3 separate regions of the Homo sapiens genome follow, and all the other regions are linked to region 1. The links are chromatin loops, found by intact Hi-C in ENCODE. Cell type or tissue: heart left ventricle. All regions are shown on one strand. Region 1 overlaps SORBS1 (sorbin and SH3 domain containing 1). Region 2 has its middle 40 kb from the start of SORBS1. Region 3 overlaps SORBS1 (sorbin and SH3 domain containing 1).

Region 1 (8,000 bases):
ATTACAAAGTTGGACTGGAGATTGAGAACTGCCCTGTGGGCAGTGGATCATGCCTATGTAATGGAGACATGGCAAAAAGGCTGAACACAAAGGCTCAGGTACATTTCCTGGTTGAAAATGCTCTGAGAACACTGTCACACATCACTGCTGGGAAATAATATGTCCTGACTCTCCACGCAGAGTAGGCAACAGAAGCTCCGCATTTGGTACCTTTTCCAGACTCCAGCCTACGTGCATCTTCTCTTGCCTTTTTTAATCTGTATCCTTTCCCTACAATAAACCATAACCCGGAGTGTAGCAGCTTTCAGTAAGTTGTGTGAGTCCCTCCAGCATTGTACCAAACCTGAGAGTGGTTTTGTGAATCCCCTGAACTTGCAGCTGGTGTCAGAAGGGAGGGTGCACTCTTGTGAGGACTTTTCCCTCCAACTTCTCAGTTGGCCCTAATTCTCACACATGTACTCATCAAAAAGACTCTAATTTAATGGAGGTACGGGGTACCTTCAACTGCTTCAATGTTAACCTTCTTATGGTACCTTTTTGCTACTGCCATTCCTGGAGAGCAAATGTGAGAGTCAAAACCAGAGGAAATAATTGGACTGCAGGTCCAAGAATCTTTATGTCCAAAGCTAACTTTGCATTCAAGAATCAGGCAGTAAGGACTGGAGCCAACTGGTACAGAATTAACAAAATATAAGGGCTGAACTGGACCCTGGCATCTAAGTCAGAACACAGGAATTGATATATCAAGCCACAAGATCTTTAGACTATACCAGACAGAAAGCTTTGTATCACACTCACCACCAACTCAGGCTCCCTGTCTGGAGTGAAAACACCCTGACCTGGGACATGATCAAGTCACTCTGAACCAACATGGCCAACGCTCAGACCTGGTGTGGCAATGAGGTCAGGAGGCAGGGATAAGGTGATGAGGTTTCTCCTGGGGGCAGGGAGTCGGTACTAAGATTACTGCCATTCCTTTCAGATGGTTCTGATCCAAAAACCAAGGTCCACATTCAGAGATGAGGAGGCTGATCGGGAAGCTGTGGTCAGGGATCTTGAGTTAAGCCACCACTTGAATGGAGGAGTCTGGAGAATGAGTGTTAACTGGGCAATTTCAAGGGCTCTCTCTGTCACTCCACCGAGAATGTCTCCATTCTCTCAAAGTTCATGTGGATGCAGATGGCTTCCAAATCCACACATTGGACTCCAAATTTCCAAATTCCCATTAGAAACATTCTCCTGGAAGTCCTTCCCTTGCCAAGAAACTTGACATGTCAAAAGATGGAATTCAACATTCTTTCCAGCACTCTTCACAAATCCCCCCAACTCCATGAGTGCCACAATTACTCTCCTAGCCAACCAGGGAAGGCATCTCCTGGGCCACATGGAGTCTTACCTCTCTGTGGTCCTTAAATACACCACAAGGAGCCCTGGTCATTTCATTCTCCAAAAGACACTTTGACCTCAGCCTCTGCTCTTCACTCCCATTGCCACCATGCTAGGGGTGAGGCCCTCATGGCTTCAAACTGAAATTCTTTCAAATCTTTAACAAGCCTCTTGACCTGCAGGAACTAGAATGGTTACTCTTAAAAAGCACTTGCTTTGGGCCTGTGCCAAATGCTTGACATGAAAGAGCTCATTTAGCTGGGTGTGGTGGCTCATGCCTGTAATCCCAGCACTTTGGGAGGCCAAGGCGGGTGGATCATGAGGTCAGGAGTTCAAGACCAGCCTGGCCAACACAGTGAAACCTGGTCTCTACTAAAAATACAAAAAAAATTAGCCGAATGTGGTGGCAGACACCTATAGTCCCAGCTACTTGGGAGGCTGAGGCAAGAGAATTGCTTGAACTCAGGAGGCAGAGGTTGCAGCGAGCCGAGATCATACCACTGTACTCCAGCCTGGGTGACAGAGTGAGACTCCATCTCAAAAAAAAAAAAAAAAAAAAAGAAGAAGAAGAAAGAGCTCATTTAATCTCAACAACTCTGTTATGGTCATCTCCAATTTACAAATAAGGCAACTGAAGCCCTGTAAGGTGGAGTAATTTGTCCATACCGCAAAGACAGTAAGTGGCAGTGCTCAGCCTCAGTAGAGAACTGTGTGAAACCAGAACTATATCATCTCTCCCAGGTGAGGGGGTTGGGACAAGGACTAGAAATAGGGGGCACTGCTGAAATGTGGGTATCAGGGGACCAGGTAGGGACTGGACCTTCCAGTCCAGGCAAATAATCAACAACCTGGACACCTATAGGCATTGAAGAAGGTGGCAAACAGGGAGCAAGTCAGAGAGGAAGCAGGCAGAGCAGCTGGGGGACAAATGCTGTCCCTGGTGAGAAGGGAGGGAGCCAGACGCCATCTGACATTAGCTATCTGCAAAGGCATTGGGAGTAGGAAGCAATCCTTGGCAAGAGCCATCCACTACCTCACACTTGGGCTCCCAGTCCAGACTGGGCTTGGCTGTCTGCAAATACTGCTGAAAACTGTTTTTATGAAGCCAGGGAAGGCCCAGGGGCTCCTAGGCCCCAGGATAGGACAATAGACTGGTATGGGCCAGCAAGTTGTCAGTCCGGAGGGTGACATGGACACTGTCAGAGTCAAGAGCCAGCAGGATGTTAGCCAATAGGTAGCATGGTAAGGGGACAAGATTACCATTTCTGAATTACCTATACTCACATCCTCATTTTTTTTTTCTTTTTGAGATGGAATCTTGCTCTGTCTTCCATGCTGGAATGCAGTGGCATGATCTCACTCACTGCAACTTTCACCTCCCGGGTTCAAGCAATTCTCCTGCCTCAGCCTCCCGAGTAGCTGGGATTACAGGCGTGCAACACCATGCTTGGCTGATTTTTGTATTTTTAGTAGAGACGGGGTTTCACCATGTTGGCCAGGCTGGTCTCGAACTTCTGGCCCCAACTGATCTGCCCACCTCGGCCTCCCAAAGCGCTGGGATTACAGGTGTGAGCCACTGCGCCCGGCTTACTGACATCCTCTTTTAAGCCCACTCCCCAGTGTTAACTTATTCTAGTCTGCGTTGTATACTTAATGAGCACGTGGATTTTTTCTTTGTTTCCTCTACTCAAACCCAGCTTGTTCCTTTTCATCCAAACTGCCCTCCTGTACCATCTTAAATTTATCACCAATCAAAGGGATTCCATTTGTTAGGCTAATTTCCAAACTTCCTAAGGTCGCAGAGCATTCTGGAGCTAGAAAGGCTTGGAAAGCATCTGGCCCAAGTTCCTCATACTTGATATGGGCTCAAAGTCACTAGGACTTACCCACAGCCCGAAAGGAAGATGGCTGACTACAAGTCCACACCTGACTCCTGTTGCAACATACTGCCTTTTGCCCTCACCTAATGCACCTAGAATTGCTCTCTTTTCCTCCTTTCTCATCACAATTCCAAGTGACTCATGCAGCACCTGGCACATAGATAATGCTGAATGAATGTATGCTTATTTGGATTCGATGATCTCAATTTACAAAGATGAACTTACTGTAAGGTGTGAATGACTGATAACTATCCCTTAATTCTTCCGAGTACAGTATTTGCATTTTAAAACAATCTGCTGATGGTTTGGTGAAAAAGATGTGGTGAAATTTCTTTTCACCAAATTAGCTGGTAGAAATTTGTAAGACACAAAAGTATTCTGGGACAAGAGAGTGTTTCCAAAAGTGCCTCAAATCCACACACGGGGCCGGGCATGGTGGCTTACACCTGTAATCCCAGCACTTTGCCAGGCCGAGGCAGGTGGATCACTTGAGCCTACAAGTTCAACATCAACCTGGGCAACATGGAGAAACTTTGTCTCTACAAAAAATACAAAAATTAGCCAAGTGTGGTGACGTGCACCTCAGCTACTTGGGAGGCTGAGGTGGGAGGACAGATTGAGCCCGGGAGGCCGAGGCTGCAGCAAACCATGATTACATCACTGTACTCCAAGCTGGGCAACAGAGTAAACCCTGTCTCAAAAAAAGAAAACGAAACAGAAAAAAAAACAAATCCACACACGGTACTGGTAGCACAGGCGTACACCTGGTGGGCATTGTGTTCTACGTCAATGCCACACTGTAACCACTAGAGGGAGCTCCAAGCTCCCTCTCCACCACCTCCATTTGCTGCCAGAGGACGGGACAGTTGGTTTGTAAGGTTATTTGACTGGGCCAGGGGACTGCACATTAAAGCCTTTCTCTTTGCATCATCCCTTAGGATTCTCTCTTCTCCAAATGCTCTCTAGCTTGGAAGTGGGTCGTCCCAGTTAGGCTTGGAGAGGCTGGATGAGGTTAGCCTTAGAATAAAATAACTTTGCCTTCTCTCCTCACCCCCACCTTTCCAGCGGGTCAGGAGTCAGGGCTGGGCTCAGGGATGCAGGACCAAGAAGCTACTCTGTTGACTTTTAGGGCTGTGGGCTGCTCGGGCCTGCCCTCAGCCTAAGGACAAAGAAGCCCTCACGGGGACCAACATCACCAGAAAGGGGTTTGTGCTCAAACCCTAGCCTGGCCTCATCCACCAGCATGTGCCCTGGCACCTGTTATGGGTAGCTGGGAAGGAAGAAAATCAGTTTCCAGGATGCTAGGTCTGGCCATTTCCATCCTACATATCATATCTGTCTTATCACAACACACCACTCCCGCTGCACCAGAGGGGTCTGCATACCCTACTGCCTAGCCTCTCTGGTCCCAAGGGAATGGTCCTCCCCTCCATTCCATTTCTCCCTCCCTTTCCTTCAAGAAAGCAAGCTCCCATCCCCTACAGCAGCAGCTCTCAGATGCAGTCCTTGCACTAGCAGCATCAGCATGAACCTGTCAGAAATGTGAACCTTCAGACCCTACCTCAGACCTGCAAGTGGGAACCCTACATTCTAAAACTCCAGGCTGGGGCCCAGCAACCTACCTTTTTACTCCAAGTGATTCTGATGCAGCTAAAGTGTGAAAGTCACTGCCCTACAGAGTGGAGAGGTGCTGTCTCACCCTAAACTAACTGTGCCTGATCTCAAAGTCAGCATTTGCCAACTACCAGAATACTTGGGCTGTGCAAAGTCGTCCCTGGAGAGGCCAAAATAATCTAATCATAATCAAATAGCAGCTAACATCTAACAGTCTATTCCATGCCACCAGGCATGATACACAGCACTTCATACACTTCTTCCTCACAATAATCCTGAGGCAGATGCAATTATCAACCCCATTCTACAGTTCATCAGGGTTGAGAGACAGTGAATAACTCGACCAAAGTTGCACAGCTGACAGGTGGTGGGGACAGGGTGTGCACAGAGATCTACCCGGTTCTGAAGTCCCAGTTCTAAACCTCAATACCTCAGGTTTCCCAAGTGATGGGTTAAGGTGGGGAGATGGGCTTCATGTGGCTTCTTTGATCTCCCTTTGCTCCTAGTTTACACTGGGCCTTTGAGCTACTTTCCTGATCCTGCTCCCGCAGCTGGCTAGTGGCCAATCCCAGGCCTGAGCCCTCCCCACCTCTGCTTTTCCAGGAGCAAGATCATTGAGTCATCCACACTTCTCAGTCTCCCCTGGCTGCACCTCCAGCCCAGCCTGGACAGGTCACAGTGAACCTCTAGGAAGCAGGGATGAGCTCTGAGAAGCCCAACCTCTAGCCCATCGCACCGCTTACTTACCCCCCATGCCCTAAGCTATTTCAGTCTGCATGAGAGCAGTCTGCAGAGCACTGGCTGTGGTCACAGGATGACCTGCTCAGTCAAAGCTAACATAAAGTGTGGTTATTGCTGTGCCTTCATCTGCAGCATGTGACTGTCAGTTTGAGGCTTTGACCACTACCCATCCAAATGATTTGACTGTCCCAGGGGACCGTAAGAGACACACACACACACACACACACCCCCCCCCCCCAAGAGGTATCTGATGAACTCACACCCTCCTGAGCAAAAACACCAGAGCCTCCTCCCGCCCTTCCCACGTGGCTTTGAACAGCTTTCCCTAGCTTCCGCGCACCTGGTTTGCTTTCGTGTTGCCGGGTTTCCTGAGGGCTCGCAGGGCTACTGCTTGGGGTTTCCCTGTAGGAAGACGAGGCCCGGAGAGTCACCGCTCCCTTCCCAGTGCAGATTTTTGTAAGATCCATGTCTGAAAAGAAAAGGTCCAAAATTGAAGACTGAATCCAAGACTCCTGAAGGATTAAAGGACAGTTGGTTAGCAAATTGTTACAGCCGGGGAATGAGATGAACCTGGTTACAGCCATGCGAAGTCTTTGAACACCTGTGGTCAATGAAATTAATCTGTGGGTGGTGGAGAGGGGCAAGTTTTCAGAGGTTTACTGTGCATCATGAAGTTAGGGGAACATGGCGGCAATGGTGAGTTCTGAGTAAATGGATGAGTTATACTATCAGCTGAAAACATTTCAAAATGAAAGCAGGTTTATTCCTTTTATTAAATGAAGTTTAGGTTGATGAGCAGACTTCTGACCAGTTAGTAAGGCACAGTTCAAGAAAGAGTTTATGAAAGATGTTTCAAGCTTCCAGACCATACTTCTCATTGAAGACCAGGCTGGCAACTACGGAAGTGGGGGCGGTGGGGGGGGTGGGGGCGGGTGGTCCCATGGAGAACAACTACCCCTTTGCAGTTTTCCAGTGGGAAAAGGAAAAGCAAATCTCCTTGGATCAGCAAGTCAAGACTCCCAAAATGCTGAGACAGAAGGATATGCTGCCTGGCGAGAAAGCTCACGAGTGACAGTCTCACTTTCCAAACATAACAAAGAAAACTCACAGCAACAAAAACGACTCAGAAGGCTAAATCCTTCAATGAGCAGTGTCCACCGAGCCTCAGCTGTCTTCACAGGGTCCTGGCGTCTCCTACAGTTTCACTAGGGCCTAATAACAGACCCAGGTCAACTTTTAGAGTTTCCTTGAGAAAGATTTCAAAATACGCTTCAAAAGATCTGAATGCCATCCTGCAGGAAATCAGTCACGGAGGCAGGGAACCAGGGCAGACCACACAGTTCTGGGAGGCACACGCAGAGTGTTTCTTTATGTGCAGCTGAGCTATGCAGAACGCCACAGTTTTGTTTTGTTTTCAAATTGCTCACAGCCTAGATCCCTGACCTAAAATTGTCACAGTTAGGATTACAGGTTGACATTCAGGGTGTGTGTCTGGGCAGGATGTGAGTTCAAACATCCAGCTCATCCCCATTCCCCTCCGAGGGCAGAGAGAAGCAAAGCCTCTTCTTTCCTTTCCTTCCACGCCAGCAGCCCCCTGCCAACAACTCAGGGAGAATGATCATTAGCGTTAGACAAGAGAATGGACCTGCCTCGTCAGCACCTCTTGTATTGAACGCAATGCACGAAACGCACAATGTGTCAGGGCAAGCATCAGCCTTGGAGAGCATCTGACTTATCCAACTCTATCAAGAGGCTAAGCGACTGATGTCACCAAACTATTGGGAAAACTGGTTCATAGTCACTTCAAAAGGATGAGAGGCACACTGATGGATGCAGCCCATCCATAGGTTCCTGGACACACAGCCCAGTTACTTCTGAAAGCGCCATTGGATAAAGTACTGTGTAGGCCTCATGTGTCCCCACTTTGTACAGAAGGAAGCGATGAGCCAGAGCTGACATCTGAACTGTACTCCCCCACCCTCTGGAGGGGAGAGGCAGGAAGTGGCTGCAGGTAAAACTGGGGAAGGCAAAGGGGATGCTCTGGGATGGCCCGGTGAGCATCAGAGGCGAATCTAGGTTGGGCACCTAAGGGCAGCTGCTTCAAATTCAGCTAAGTTCAGAGGTTCTCTGTGAGACCAGGTTAATTCTCAGGGAGACTGCAGTTTTTGCTAAAGTACTGGGGGCTGGAAACCTCTAGGGAGAGCCTAGGATGTCCATGCACCGCAGACCCATCCCAAAGGGAAAGCTGAGCCTCTGGACTGACCCTTCTCCTAAAGAAAAGAGGGGCAAGGCCTCTGTCCTCAGTTCCTCCCCACATTCGCTGGCTCTCAGGAAAACGCACACAGACATTCACATACACAGAGGAAGTAAGGAAGCAAG
Region 2 (8,000 bases), 170 kb after region 1:
TTCACTTACTCCTGGGGCTCCCGAGTTGCAGATGAGCCTGAAGTTTACACCAGAGAATAAATAAGATAGCTGTTTGGACATCACACACCACTTTGCCAGTTTCCGTTCTCTTGAATTATTTACCATCTAATTGTCTGCATTGAAACAGAATCTGGAAACACAGAGTCAGAGTTGTAGCCCTATTTGCAAGTTACAGAAAGAAAACTAGAGTTCAGTGAAGTACCTGAGGCAGAAGCACTTCATGAGTTTCTGAAGTTCTCTTACCTTGGGAGGGCTGTGAAAGCAGGGGGTGAAACCAGCACAGCAGCAAAGAGAAACACAGCCTCAGGCTGGAAGGGACCTTAGAAGTCACTAGTCCAGTCTCCCATTTGAGGTCACTCTCTCCCTCCAGTGTAGAGGTCTGGCATCTAGTCTGTACTTTCCCCTCAACTGGCTATGTCACCAAGAGCACCTGAACCTTGATTTCTTCATCTGCAAAGGATAGAATACAAAGAAGGATGGAATGGAAAATAAACCTGTCTATAAATTTAAAAAATTGTTATCACAAATTTTATTTTCACCATTGTACCAATAATTTCTTCTTTCTTTCTTTTCCTTTTCTTTCTTCTTTTTCTTTCTTTTCTGACTCTCTCTCTCCTTCCTTCCTTCTGTCCATCCTTCCTTCCTTCCTTCCTCTCTCTCTTTTTTTCTTTCTTTCTTTTTTTTTTTTTTTTCAAGACAAGGTCTCACTCTGTGGCCCAAGCTGGAGTGCAGTGGCACGATCTTGGCCCACTGCAGTCTCAAATTCCTGAGCTCAAGCAATCCTTCCACCTCAGCCTCCCTAGTAGCTAGTAGCTAGGATCACGGATGTGCACCACCATGCTTGGCTACTTTTTTTTTTTTTTTTGAGACAGAGTCTTGCTCTTTCGCCTAGGCTGGGGTGCAGTGGCGCGATCTCAGCTCACTGCAACCTCCACCTCACGGGTTCAAGCAATTCTCCTGCCTCAGCCTCTCGAGTAGCTGGGACTACAGGTGTATGCCACCATGCCCGGCTAATTTTTGTATTTTTTTAGGAGAGACGGGGTTTCACCATGTTGGCCAGGCTAGTCTCAGATTCCTGACCTTGTGATCTGCCCGCTTCAGTCTCCCAAAGTGCTGGGATTATAGGCATGAGCCACCGCGCCCGGCCCATCCTCAGCTACTTTTTGTATTATTTTTCTTTTTGTAGAGACAGGGTCTCACCATATTGCCCAGGCTAGTCTCAAACTCCTGGGCTCAAGCAATCCTCTGCCTAGGCTTCCCAGTGCTGGGATTACAGGTGTGAACCACCATGCCTGGTCTGCACCAATAATTCCCATAGAAAGAAATATTAATAGCTATGAAAATTTTAAAATAAAGTAGAAAACTTAGAAAAGTATAATGACAAATAAAACTCACTTGTCTCACTGCTCAGTAGAAATCACTCATTAGCCGAGCATGGTGGTGTGTGCCTGTAGTTCCAGCTACTCAGGAGGCTGAGGCAGGAGAGTCACTTGAACCCGGGAGGCAGAGGTTGTGGTGAGCCGAGATCGCGCCACTACACTCCAGCCTGGAAAACAGAGCGAGAGTCTCTCTCTCTCTCTCTCTCTCTCTCTCTCTCTCTCTCTCTATATATATATATATATATATATATATATATATATATACACATATATATATATATACACATATATATATATACACATATATATATATATATATACACATACATATATATATATATATATATATACACATATCTTTTTTTTTTTTTTGAGACAGGGTCTCACTCTGTCACCCAGGCTGAAGTGCAATGGCTTGATTATTGCTCACTGTAGCTTTGACCTCCTGGTCTCAGGAGACCCTCCCGCCTCAGCCTCCTAAGTAGCCAGGACTACAGATACACATAACATGTCTGGCTAAGTAAAAAAACAATTTTGTAGACATAGGGTCTTGATATGTTGCCTAGGTTTGTCTTGAACCCCTGTCCTCAAGTGATACTCCAGCCTCAGCTTCCCAAAGTGCTGTGATTACAGTTGTGAGCCACTGTGCCCAGCCCATAATATTATTTGATACATTGTCTTCCAGTCTTTTTCCAACTAAATATATATAATTGAGAAATTTTATTTATACTGTTTTATAGCTTAGTTTTTTCCTATTCAATATTTTCTAGTGCGTCTCGTCTCCACGTCAGTAAATATTCTTCAAAAACAAGAATTTTGGCTGGGTGCCGTGGCTCATGCCTGTAATCCCAGCACTTTGGGAGTCTGAGGTAGGCCGATCATGAGGCTGGGAGCTCAAGACCAACCTGGCCAACATAGCGAAACCCCGTCTCTACTAAAAACACAAAAATTAGCTGAGCATGGTGGCGCGCACCTGTAGTCCCAGCTACTTAGGAGGCTGAGCCAGAAGAGTCGCTTGAACCCGGGAGGCAGATGTTGCAGTGAGTCGAGATCGTGATACTGCACTCCAGCCTGGGCAAGAGAGCGAGACTCAGTCTCAAAAAAAAATAAAAAATATAAAAAAATTAGATACAGGGTCTCACTATATTGTTTAGACTGGTCTCAGACTCCTGGGCTCAAGCGATCCTCCTGCCTTGGCCTCCCAAGATGCTGGAATTACAGGCATGAGCCACCACTCCTGGCCAAGTTATGCATTTACTAGTTAGGGTCAATTTACACCACCAATTTCAATGGAAATCAATATGATTTTTGATATTTGCAAAGAAAGTGGTCCACTTCTTACAAACAGACTTCGGGATGAAAAATGAAGATGAGGCAGACACATCTACAGTGAGGAAACGGATGATGCCTCCTTTTTCCTCATAGGCAACTTGGGGGAGGGGAAAGGAGGTAAGTAAAGGCATGTGGGGGAAGTCAGAGAAGCATCCACACCTGCTCATTATATCAAGTGTCTAGAGACTCTCTAAATAATTCAGACACAGTCGGCTCCCTCCAGGGGCAGGTGTTGAGGAGAGTTTCCAGACAAGCAGCTCCTCTTGCAAAACTGGGGCAGACTGAGGATCTGATTACGTGAAAAGGGGTCCAGTTAGTAGCTATGGCAACCTCCTTCTTCAGCCTTACAACTTGCCTTTGGGATAAGGTACAAGAAGCTTCTGGGAAAACACTACTGCTATGCCCCCTGTGGTGGTGAAGAGTTTTGAAGCTCTGTTGTCTTGGGTTCAAATCCAGGTTCCTCCGCTACAGTGTGATCTTGGGGAATTTACTGATCTTTAGGTTCTATACCTGTAAAATAGGGGTAACAATTCCCCTACTCAGATTATTGTGGCATCATGCATAATTCATCTAGCCCCCTTACTATGATGCTTAGTACATGGTGCTTAGTACATAGTAGATCTGTCCTAAGAATGTCCTCACTTTATGTCCTAGGAATTGATGCTTGGACTTTAAATAAAAGAGAAACGTAGGGCCTGGTGCGGTGGCATGCACTTGTAATCCTAACTATTCAGGAGCTGAGATAGAAAGATTGCTTGAGTCCAGGAGTTGAGTTTGAGACCAGTCTGGGTGACAGAGTGAGACCCCTGTCTCAAAGGGGAAAAAAAAAAGCAATGTTGAAAACTAAGAGAAAGCCATTCCTTAGAATCATAAACAGTAACAGCCAATAGTTATTAAAGGTTAACCATATGCTGAATACCGTGCTGAGTGCTTTACATTTACTCTCGCAAAACCATTTATGGATACGTATCATCAAAATTCAGAGAAGTTAAGACACTTTCCCCAGGTCAAACAACTAGTAGGTGTTAGAATCAAGGTCCAAACCCTATTCTGCCTCTAAACTGAAAAGGCCTGTGCTCTTACCCTGTAAGGAAGAGGATCTCTGGAAGTTATTTTACTGATCCAGCACTTCATTTCCAGGAGAGCAGCCTGAGGATCGGGAGGGGATAATTTGCTGGGCATTGAGGAAGAGCAGGCCGACTTCCTTAGGTCCATGGGACCCGACTGCCCTCTAGCGTTAGAGGAATCCTGGGGCCAGATGGAATAAAGAGCAAGTTGGTTTTCTTAGGTTATGGTGACTCCTCCTGCCTTCAGTATGGGATCATAGCTGCCTAGTTTGGTGTTTTCCTATTGGCCAAAGGGTTTCTCCTAGGGATTAGGGTAAAATAGGCTGTAAAGGGTGGGACTTAAGGATAAGAATTACCTGAATTTAGAGCAGCAATTCTCAGACAGATCAACGTTTGGACCATCAGGTGGAGGGAATGTCTCTTATCCCCAGCATCTGGCACGTAGTGGGTGCTCACTGGATACTGAATGAGGCTTTAAAATCTCATTCTCCCTAATAGCAGAGTTCTGTAAAATAGCAGAGATCTGCAAACTTAAATGAGGTGCCCTTAAGGTAGTTATGAAGTTATTCATCGATTTTTGCCAGAAGTGCTAGTGGAAAAGACATTGTAACATTTAACTCAATTCTACTACAGGAGACTCCACAGGACACTTTCATAAGGAAGAGAGAACAATGACACTCTTCAGTGGTTTAGAAATAAGTTGGGGTCAGGGACGACTTGATCGTCTTAGACTGCCAGCCTCATACCAGTGTCCCTAATGGTCCATGGATCTCAGAGAAAGCCCCCTCCATCTCTATAGCTCTGCCCAAGTAGCCTGTTTCAAAGCTACTCAGTGAGCATCTGTGTGCATTGCACCTTGCTGGGCTCAGTGGGGGATACAAAGACAGATATGCCAGATGTGGCTAATTGTGGCCAACCTGGATGGTGCTTCTTCCATGAGCTAGGTGTCCGGTCCATTATCTGATTATTTACTGACAGGAGTCTTCAAGGTAAGTATTAACTGTCTACTTTTTTCCAAATAAGGAAATTGAGGCTCATTGCAGCAAAAAACAATCCTGCAAATTCCTACAATTTATAGATGGGAGTGCAAGTCATATGACTTCCAAATCCATACTCTTTCCACTATGCCACTCTGGCCAATTCTTTGAAATATTAGGACTCCTTTTCTAAAATGCAGGTATCTCCAAGACAATTATTCCTGTTTTTGTCTGCTTGGGCTGCCATAACAAAATATCATAGACTAGGTGGATCAAACAACAGAAATTTATTTTTCAGTCTGGAGATTGGGAAGTCCAAGATCAAGGTGCTGGCCAGTTCGGTGTCTGGTGAGGGCCCTGCTTCCTAGCTTGCAGGAGACTGTTTTGTCTTCTCACTGTGTCCTCACATGAAGGGCAGGAGGTCAAGGTCTCTAGAGTCTCTTATTTTACTTTTTACTCAACAGTTTGTTGAGAGACGTGGCATCTCTTACGAAAGCACCAATCCCACCATGAGGGCCCCACCCTCACGACCTCATCTAACCCTAATTACCTCCCAAAGGCCCCGTCTCCAAACACCATCACATTGAGGGGTAGGACTTCAACGAAGGAATTTGGGAAGGGCACAAACATTTAGTCCATAACAACCCCCATCAAGCCATCAGTTTAAAAATAGATGGCTTTTCCTATACTTTGTTTCTTACATTTAGCTTTCTCTAGCCTCATTTCCTACTGACCCTTAGTCTGTAGCCTCTGCCTAGGGCAAGTTTACAACTCACTTTTTTTTTTTTTTTGAGACAGAGTTTCACTCTTTTCACCCAGGCTGGACTGCAATGGCACGATCTCATCTCACTGCAACCCCCATCTCCCAGTTCAAGAGATTCTCTTGCCTCAGCCTCCCAAGTAGCTGGGATTACAGGCGCCTGCCACCATGCTCGGCTAATTTTTGTGTTTTTAGTAGAGACAAGGTTTCACCATGTTGGCCAGGCTGGTCTTGAACTGCTGACCTCAGGTGATCCATCCGCCTTGGCCTCCCAAAGTGCTGGGATTACAGGCATGAGCCACTGCACCGGCCTACAACTCACTCTTTCCTCTCCAAAACTGCCTGGGAATTTTGTCTTTTCTCCACCTCTTATGGAGCACTTCAGCTTTCCTATATTAAACCCGCATTACAAAACTCATCAATGAGTTCAAGGGAACAAAAGAGCCTTCCAAGAAAATCTCTTTGGAAAGTCACTAGGGGTAACTGTACCTAACATCGCTACCCCCTAATGTAGTAGCTTACCCGATTTTTATCTTCTCCTCTTCCTCACAAAGAGGATCTTGATTTTTGTTTGAGCAGGAATGTGCCCAGCTGTAAAACTCTACTTCCCAGTCCTTGCAGCTACAGTTGCTCATGTGGCCACAATAAACAGTTCCTCCTGATGAGATGTAAGGGAAGTCACTTACTGGGGCTTCCAGGAGAGCTCTTTAAATGTGGGTGTGTTGGGCGAACTCAGCTGTGCATGCCTCTTTCCCCTGCCCTTCTTCCTGACTGGGACATAGATGGAACACAGGTGTGGAGATGGAACAGCCATCATGGTGCAAGGGAAGCTGCGGAGTTAAGAATGTCAGGGCTGAAAGTTGGAAAGAGTCTGGGTTCCTAATGGCATCACAGAGTTGCCCCGTTGGTCTTGAGCTACTTCTGGACTTCTCATTATGGAAGAAAAACAAAACTCTCAGGTTACTTACAGTAGTGGTAATGCTGAGATAAATCATATAAGGGGCTAAAAATTCCAATTCTTTGCCCCACCCTCAGAAATTTTGGCTCAGCAGGTCTGGGTGCGGGAATCTACAGTTTTAGCTAGGCCCTGTGGTCATTCTGTTACAATGATCCTTGAACCACAGTTTGAAGTAGTCTGAGGCCCACATATACAGCAAATAGCAGAGGGGTGTGTGTGTGTGTGTGTGTGAAGAGCGGGTCAGTGATGTTGGGTTTTGCTTTCAATGCCTACCAAAGACTTGGCCAGCTGTGGATGTCAGATATAAAAAACACCTTGTTCAGCTAATTTGCAATTTAGTGATAAAGAGCTTCCCACACCTCCATCTAACTAGAAAGCTTATCCAAGCTCCCATTTCATGAGTGTGGAAACTGAGGCAAAAATGTTTAAGTAGTTACCCAAGGTCACAATGCCAGTCAGTGACAGAGCTGGAAAAAAAATTCTGGAGTCCCAGTTCAGTGCTCCCTCCATTACACTGGGCTGCAAATAGCACCATGAAACTTTAGTGTCTGCTCACCTCTCCCTCCCATTTCCTCTGTCAGGCAGTGCAGTGGGACATTGTGGCTACCTCTCTGGCCGCCATCCCAGCCCTCTTTTATTCCCCAGCAGCCCTACTGTTTAGGTGAATGAATCCTGCTCTCAGCTCCATGAATCAATTAGGATAATCTTCTTCCCCTATCCGATTTTCCTCCTCCCTTACCAATAGAACCCTTACTTTCTTGGAGCTGCAATGTGCCCAAATAAAAAAGCTACACCTCCCAGATCCCTTTTAGAGAGGGTAGGCCATGAGCTAGTTTTGGTCAAGCACTGGGCAGGGGGGTCTTCCTGGAATGTCACTTAGAAGGGGCAGCTGGCAGACACTCCTCTGCCTATGGTTTTTCCTTCTTCCTGCTGGCTGGAATGCAGTCCTGATGGTTGGAATGCCACTACCATGTGGACAAGAGCCTTACCCTAGGACAGAAGAGAATAAATCAAAAGCAGCCCCAGTGCCTGATGGCCTTCATGGAGGCATTAAGTCAGCCTTGAAGCTGCCTACCTCCAGAGCTCTTTTTACATGAGAGAAACAGGAATGATCAAGTTCAAGCCCCAATTCTTTGAAGTTTCTGTGGCATGCAGTTCAACTCAATGTGTGCATTTATAGCAATGATTGATGCAGGCCAGTTTAATGAGTGAAGCTTGGGGTTTCTGTCTGATGATGATAGTGGTCTTTCTCAGGGCCCAGATGCAGGCCTGCCTTCTCAGTGGTCTTCCCCAAGGGCCCCAGCTCTCTTGGGCTGCCTTCTATTTAAGATTCCTGGGCATTTGTTGTCTGGTTGGGAGCTCATTGTGGTATTTGTGACAGTTTCAGGCAGGACTGTTTATAGCCTTTTCAGGCAAGCTATGCCAGAACTCCTCATCCAGAGGGCAGGGCAGTCAGGGTGACTTGCCAGACCATGTAAGGGTCTGGAGGAGAGGCAGGCTGTGCAG
Region 3 (8,000 bases), 55 kb before region 1:
GGAACTGATGGCATGAGAAAAACTAGGAAATACCTGTGGCACGTTTGCACTGGGTGCTTTATTAAGCGTCTCCATTTTTTCTAAATCTGCCTCTAACTCTGTCTGGCAGAGGCTGAGATCTTTGTCTAGATTAGTCTGGTTCAAGAAAGAAAAGATGGGAAAGAAGGTTTTAGTTTAGAGGAAAGGGAGAAAGAATGGAAGGTTACGTTTGAAAAAAATGAATTTTTTTCTTAGTGTTATACTTTCATACGGCCAAGATAGCATGATTAAAACACAAGAGCTCACTGGAAATTAGTTGAAGACATGAAAACAGAGAATGTAACATTAGGCATATAAAGCAGAAATCCTGAAGTCATCAGAGCTTCAAAAAGCTATTCTACTTGCTACGGAGAACTACAAAAACCTACCTTTAAGGAAATGCCTATTTTCTCTTTTTTCAGAGTGTGGTGACAGTGACAAATACTATATGTCAGAAGAATACGTAATTGCTTTAAAAACCTCTAAACATTAGTATATGTCTTAGAGAATTTGTTACATAGTTTTATTACCTAACCAAAAAAAAAAAAGCATCAAGTTTTTTCAAAAGTGATTTAAGAAAACAAACAAACAAACAAACAAACCCACAACACACTCACACTAACCAAGGCTAGAGAGCACACACAGTCCAACGGAGGAGGCACAGCGGAATTACCTTTCTATCCTCTCTAGGAAGGATAGAGCAGTCTCCAGGAGTATAATCCCATATCTTTTTGGGAGGCTGACGGGAAGCAGAGGAGGAAATGAAGAAATGAGCATAAAGACATAAAGACAAACATGGAGACTGGCTCAAACAAGGAGGGGTACACTGGGAGAACTGTATCAACACAGAAAGGTGAACTCAAAAGCAAGGGGAGTGGGTGCTGCCTACGGACACAAGGCTGCCTGCTGGAGCGGAAGCCTGAGGATTTGGGAGCTGGGACTGTTACCTAGGAAGTCTGTTTCTATGTCTATGTTTCAAGAGCAAATCATCGTTGGATTCTAAATATTGAAAACTTAAGAAAAGACGGGGGGGAAAAAAGAAAAAAAAAGCATTAACAAATTTGAACAAAAACAGAAACTTTTAAATTCCTCATTGTTCTCTTCAAACTAAGATTGACACTGAAGATTCCACATTTTTGAGGCAGTCTTCTGCTGTAAAATTCATTGTGTATTAACACATGTGTGAATCTAGAGGTTTGGTCAACAGACTGAACCAAATTTACTTTCTGTGGTTTGTAGCAAAGAAATTCATATATAAAATGGGTGTTAAATAGTACACTAGACAATTTCATACCAGTAGTTTTAAAACCTCCTTTTACAGTTTAACTAGACCTTGATAGTGGTAGAAACATACTTTTCATCCCCCTTAGAGAACAGAGTTTAAACCCAGAATTTAAAGAGGGGACTGTAAGGTTATTTTTGTTTTGTCTTTTAACTCTTCAAGTCAGATTTACAGCTGCATTCCTAAGACAGAAATTTGCCAAAAGATTGTTGTAAGTTTAATGAGGGAAGAGTCCAGCGGGTGGAACATTCAGAGGTTACAGGTGACTTCTAACTCTGGATCCTCTCTTCTACTTGTTCTGTCTATTTAGACTTGAATTTTCTTACATAATGACCCCTAGGGTGATAAGAAATAGGAGATCATTAATAGCTCCTAAAATTTTGTGCAAATTTCATTATAGCCAACTCCATGGAAGCATTCAAATTGGTTTACATTGTGAAATTTTGACTTGCTCTTACATATAGAAATCATGTCAATTTCTATAGAAATTAGAGGAAAACAACTCAGAAAAAAAACTGATTCCCAGGCTCTTTGTAATAAATCTGCAAATGAGAAGTAATCTGATTCCAAGGTGTGTTCACCACTGACAGCAACAGGTCAGTAATGTCATCTCTGCACATGTATATTCCGCATTTCATAAAGTAAGTGATATTACCAATTACCATTCATCTTTAAGCACTTAATACACTTGGACTGTTCATCTGCAGAAGTAGACTTTTTAAAGCCTAATGACTTACGATCATTTCTTTACTGCAATAAACAGGGCAGTGTTTACAAATTAAACTGGTTTTAAATAATCTGTCCAAAAATGGTCCCTGGAGTCTTGAACTATTTGCTATTCTAACAACTTGTTGGAGCTAAAAAGGTATCTTTTTAGTCAGGATCTTGCTGAAATTTCAGTTCATTTTGGGTGGCTAAAGCGAAGGGGTGGAGGAAGCAAGGAGTTCAGGGTAAATGTCTAGTGTCAAAGTTCTGGCAGGCTTTACTGGGGAAAGTGGTCCCCAGTTGGTGTGAGAAAAAAAAAAAGTAGAAATGCTGATTCCCATGATCTGGTAGGATTTTGATTCTGCTTCTGAATGGCTGAAAAGCTTTCCAAAACAGCTTCCATGGTTTATGCCACTTTTATTTATGTCTCTTACTCTTTTGTGGCAGAGTGGTTGCAGTAGGAAGTGAAGAAAAAATTTATCCTTACCACACCTTCCTCCCAAACCCTGTTAGTTCAACTAGGTAATAAGCCCACCATTAGGATGCCTCAGACCATAAGGAGCTGTTCATTTCAGGACTGTTCCTCAGGATATGGGCATTGATTTAGTTAATTTGGCAAGTCTTCACAAGTATTATCTTTTAAAGTAAGACCTACACAAAAAGAAGCAGTCTCATTAGAAGAACTCTGAGGCCTGTGCAAAGAATGCATGTGGCTTCAGAGAAAATGCTACTTTGAAAAAGCATCTCTGAGTCTTTAAATAATTAAGAGGTTGTTAGAGCAATGGGGTGGGGAGACAAGCTAGAGGAAAGCCCCAGTATACAACTGGACTGTGTTCTCAACATTTGTTTGAAGTTAGCTGTGTGGTACCTGGAGTGAAGTTTTTGGCAGCAATACTGTTAATTTATCAAGCTATGCATGGAGACTATTTAAATGTATGCTGGTATTAAAATACTATATATTATCCTCAAAAATTATTTGTAATGATAGATTTAGTAAAACAATCACAACTAATTAGGGAAAAAATTCCACCATTTTTCCTGAAAGCTAATATTTTAGATAAAACTAATTTAGTTGTTTGGCAGATGAGATGGGCAGAAATGTGTGGATTCTGAAACAGACTTGAAAAATCAACGGCATGGACTCTATTAAACATAACTTAATAGCTTTTGCTTTCCTTGACTAAAGTATGGCATTATTGTTTCATATACCAATCATGGTCTGTTTTGGGGGTGGGGAGACAACTACACACAGCAAAAGCTTTTTTCGGTGACATAATTGACCAGGTTTTAAGAAAAGGAGAAAAGAGAAAGGGTTAGGATACTGTTAAATACTGCACGTGGAAAAGATTGCCTGAGGTAGATTTAACTGATGTCTGAATGGTGAACAGCAGAGGCGAAAAAAAGAAAGGAGAGAAAGGAGAAGAAATGAGGTGTGCACCAATGCTTTGGGGAGGGGAGAAGGAGGGTGCAGACTTTGGGTCAGATGCGTCCCTCTCCACTGGTCACTAGGTGGCGCTGTTCATCCAGGACAGCTCAGCTGCTATCGGGAGACAGTGTCTAGGAGGGACCAGAAGAGAGGAACAAGCAGGCTGTTTGCAAGTCTGGTGCTCTTAACTCAGAAGATGCCTGAACTTTCAAAGCTCAGCACTGCCAAATCAAAGAGCAATTCCTAAGCACCAACTTAATTTCTCTTTGTCTTTGTTTTAATAAAAAATTTTAAAACATTTTATTTACTCAACTATAAAATACATTCCTGTCTGCAAATAAAACTATCATCCCAGACCACAGAAACTCAAAAGCTGGATCCAATGCATAAAGTCTCATACAATCATTGAATAAAATGTGTTTATACACTTAACTCCTCTACCTGTAAATTCTTTTTGCAGCTGTAATAATTAAGACTTTAAAATAACTAGAGTTTTAAAGTCAGTTTCGTTATCTCTAGAGGAAGGATGAGCTCAATTCTCCCTTCTATTTTATATTCCTTTGGGTGCAAGGCTAAGAAAATCCTCCTTTAAGTGCCAAAAGTCAATTTGTACCAAAGCCAATTCAGAGATATCATGGGGCAACTGTAGGCTGAATACTAAAGATGCTAGAATTCCTTACTCCCATTTCAAACTTTGGGAAATATCCTACATCATAGAAATCATTCCCTAAAAGTCACCTATAATGGGGTTGCATTTGTGGGTCACATCTGCACAAAGAGGTCCTTGTTGGCCTGCTCTGGGACTTCATTTACATATGTGCTTTTAAAAATGCTATTTAAAGCAGAGACAATGCTGGTCTTCTCAGTGTGTAACACATTTTCAGCTTGTCTTTCACAGACCATAAAGACTTTGGTCAAGGAAGTGAAAACAATGGCTGAAATAATGCCATCCGCAAGGCATGTGGTACTTGTTGTTAGTGGGGGGAGGTCTAAGACAAGCAATGATTATTTGTGTTTCTCTGGGATATTCCAGCAAGATATACTTCCAGAGCTCACTATCCTTTCTCAGTGAAGTAAGGCAAAAGAAAGCTCAGAGGTTGTAGTGAGAAGAGACAATCCCACTACGGACAACCAACATGACTGCTCCCCACTTTCTGAATTCCTTACAAACATCTGATTCTTTAGCAGCAACAACGCATCCACAGCATTAGTTTAAAAGGTGTATAACCACTGAAGCTATTAAACTTACCGGTTTCCCAAACTCCAATTCCGAAAAGAATTTATACCAAGGTTCATTCTTTAAATCTATCTCTTCTGGGCTTATATCCCGACTCTATAGGGGTTGGTGATAGAGAAATGGAAGAAAGAGAAGGATAACATTATGCAAAGATTACATAGGAACAGGCCAGTAGAGATGCAGTGGTTTCCAGGTATATACAGGAGCTGCATTCAACAGCAGCAATCATCTGTTTTTACTGACAACAGCAAAAACAGGAGGGAGAGGATGGGTTTATAAAAACAGGGAAATTGAGGCAGGGAACAGTAAGTGAATCATTCTCAGCCCTAAGGCAGAGGAAAATGGACTATAGATGGACAACTCTGCACCACACTGCTGCCTACACAACAAGTCTGAATCTGGGCATAACAGCATTCTGCAATAATTTTCAGTAATGTGGAAGAAAAGAAAGCCCTTTACAAAGAACTATTAGTTATGAGCAAATGACCTGGTGAGCACACCAAACATTTAGCCATCTATGCCAGTTGAGTAGAGCTGATTTTTATGGGCTAGTACAACTTTAGTACTTATTTGCAAAGCTGCCTTAAGGTTTTCGAAATAAACACAAATATTGACACTTTATAAAAGCCAATTGGTTAATACTGCATCTTTAATGGCACATGAGTAGGTAGGAAACCATGTCCCGTACACAGTAAAGTGAAAGTGAAAAATGATATAAGTAAAGACAGAGGACACAGTGAAAAAACATTTTAAACAAGTATCCATGGCGGATGAATACAGACAGAATATACTTCGTGTTTTAACAAATAAATGTTAAAGAATTGGGAAAAAATAAAGTGAAAGAAAAGCTAGACAAGACAGATAACAGAACAAAGGGGAAAAAAACTTCTGGGTTATATGACAAAAATAAGTTAGATTTCTCACTTTATATAACACTATGAGGTATCAATAGACTGATAATTTGATTTCATGGGATATAATATTTAACCAAATAAGTATAAAGTTCTGGCACCTTATTTCATGGAATAACACGTGTTTCTGGAAATAACTAGTTGGAAAATGAATGTGTGCAAAGCAAATCATGTTTTCCCCTTCATAAATTGGAGAAATGTTTACATCAGGGAAAAGTGTTTGAGGTTCATGACTAATTAAGTATGTATATATGTTTCAAAAAACATTGATAATCGCAAAAAGAGAGTTGGGGTGATTTTCTACAATAACCTGAAATATAAAATGCATACACTTTCTACTGAGATTGAAAACACTGCACAACAAACTTCACTACTTCTGGGCTATAACACCTGAGGGAGGGGGTTGCCATGTGTGGTGTGCAGGTCTTTAATGCTAGTGCTTCACAAAGCAGCTCTTCTTGTACTTTACTTACAACACAGTTAACATCCCCTTTGCAGCTTGTAGAAAAATGGCTGCTAACTTTCTTAGTGACCTTTACCATCCCTTTTTCTAAGATCTTTAAAAGAATCTTTAGCATTACTTTCACTTTTGCTACAGGTAGAGGACTATGGAAATATGGCAGGGAACCTTCTTTTAACTGAAACCAAGCTAGGTTGAAATCGGAGGGAAAATCATACTGAAACACAAGGTCTGTCCTCCTGCATCCAGATAAGACTTCCTCCAAATGTCTTTAGGGACTTACGGTTTAAATCCTGAAGGAGAAGCCTTGCCCTCCCTGTAGTAAATGGATTCTATATTTATTCAATTCAGTGAAAGGAGGTACAATACCTACAAAAACACAACTACTCAGTAGTGGCAATTTAGACATTGGGAGTTTCTAGATCCTAATATGATGGGGTTTCATGAATCTATTTCATGTTTGTTATTTTTACAAAGACTATTTATAAACTGCCCTCTGGGAATGGTTAGGCTTTTTTTTTTTTTTTCTTAAATAAAATGTACCAGCTCTTTCGGGGAACTGCCTGAAAGTTTTGGTACTCATGATCCTGAAGTAATTAACTTATTTTATTCCCAAAGGTTGTCTGCAGATCGTTTTACTGTGGAGGTTAATGCTGTGACAATAATAGAATCAGGAGGTTATGTCAAACAGCGATGGGTGAGAGCAACCAGCCTCAGTCCTTTGAGCTGCCCAGAGATAAAGCTAAAAAGGTGATACCACACAGCCCTCACATCTGCATTTGATTTTGCCAAGTATAACTCAGCTGTGGATCCTGTTATGGAACAGACCAATAGAAAAACATCCTTCTGGACACAGAGCAGGAACTCTGGCCTGGCAGACAGGGAAAAATTCCATAATGCCTGGCAAAGTTCTTTAGTACCACAGGCTATTCTCCCAGCTCAAAAAAAATCCTTGGAAAAGGGCAGGTAACTCACCAGAAAAATGCCAACTTCTCCTCAAAGACAGTTTTGCTTCTTGAATGGAAGCCAGAGACCAGCTTCAAATTCCAATTAAGTAAGTCGCCTGAATGTGGTATGTCTGTGTAGCACTTCATAATATTCAGTTATTGTACCCATATTATCACATTTGACCCACCCCATCTTCCAATTCCTAGTCCAGTGTTCTTTACACTATACCATATTCCCCTTTTCATATTCCACATGACAGGGGGGCAGGCCCACTAAGTTTGCGATGACACCAAGCTAAAGCAGGGCTAAATGACCATGCTGAAAAGCCAGGAAAGGAACACAAAGTGAGGATGAACTGGGAAGAAACCAAGCTGGGGAAATCCCCTTGTTTTACACTTCTAAAATGTACACTGTGTCTGTAATCCCTCTTTTAATATCTGTCCGTCCTACTACATATATGTGTGTGTGTGTGTGTGTGTGTGTGTATGTATGTATGTATATATTTAACTGAACTGAACTTCTGTAAGAGACTTAGAGGAAGGTATAAAAGAATGAGTCCTGAAAAAGGCCATTTCTGACAAAGCAAGGACTGACCAATAGATCTCCAATTCCAAGGCTAGAAGAGAAAAAAGTATCCTACTATGATAAGAGGGGACCAAGTAGAGATAAAGACCCACATACGTGCCAGGTTTGGTCGCTCAAGCCTGTAGTCCCAGCAGTTTGGGAGGCCAAGAGGGGCAGATTGCTTGAGCCAAGGAGTTTGAGACCAGCCTGGGCAACATGGTGAAACCCCATCTCTACAAAAAATAAAAAATTAGCTGGGCCAGGCACGGGCTCATGGCTGTAATCCCACACTTTGGGAGGCAGAGGTGGGTGGATCATTTGAGGCCAGGAGTTCAAGACCAGCCTGGCCAACATGGTGAAACCCCATCTCTACTAAAAATACAAAAATTAGCCGGGCATGGTGGTGCGTGCCTGTAGCCCCAGCTACTTGGGAGGCTGAGGTGAGAGGA

What was found. A loop is a pair of places that touch in the nucleus more often than their neighbours do. Peaks named below come from ENCODE experiments on the same cell type or tissue, not always from the same donor. Only the 100,000 strongest peaks of a DNase experiment are listed, where the experiment ranks them.
Region 2: a loop joins it to region 1, with 8 times the contacts of the local background. A loop is called at or near these places in 105 of 110 quality-filtered maps.
Region 3: a loop joins it to region 1, with 3 times the contacts of the local background. A loop is called at or near these places in 56 of 110 quality-filtered maps.

Annotation. Positions count from the first base shown.
Region 1 is chr10:95,426,487-95,434,486 of GRCh38, forward strand. It overlaps SORBS1 (sorbin and SH3 domain containing 1), which reads right to left. Exons shown (of 33, transcript NM_001034954.3): 6 at 5,962-6,090. Among named protein-coding and RNA genes, the nearest start is that of SORBS1, 130 kb to the right of the region's middle. RefSeq lists enhancers at 3,784-3,873, 3,985-4,485. In heart left ventricle, a CTCF peak has its summit at 4,058 (motif pointing right); DNase peaks (open chromatin) are centred at 4,069 and 5,503; H3K27ac peaks cover 7,151 bases.
Region 2 is chr10:95,597,361-95,605,360 of GRCh38, forward strand. No RefSeq gene overlaps it. Among named protein-coding and RNA genes, the nearest start is that of SORBS1, 40 kb to the left of the region's middle. In heart left ventricle, CTCF peaks have their summits at 3,977 (motif pointing left) and 4,186; a DNase peak (open chromatin) is centred at 3,951; H3K27ac peaks cover 1,023 bases.
Region 3 is chr10:95,371,293-95,379,292 of GRCh38, forward strand. SORBS1 (sorbin and SH3 domain containing 1) reads right to left here. Exons shown (of 33, transcript NM_001034954.3): 19 at 4,681-4,764; 20 at 692-757; 21 at 34-135. Among named protein-coding and RNA genes, the nearest start is that of PDLIM1, 84 kb to the left of the region's middle. In heart left ventricle, a CTCF peak has its summit at 3,507 (motif pointing right); a DNase peak (open chromatin) is centred at 3,519; H3K27ac peaks cover 2,249 bases.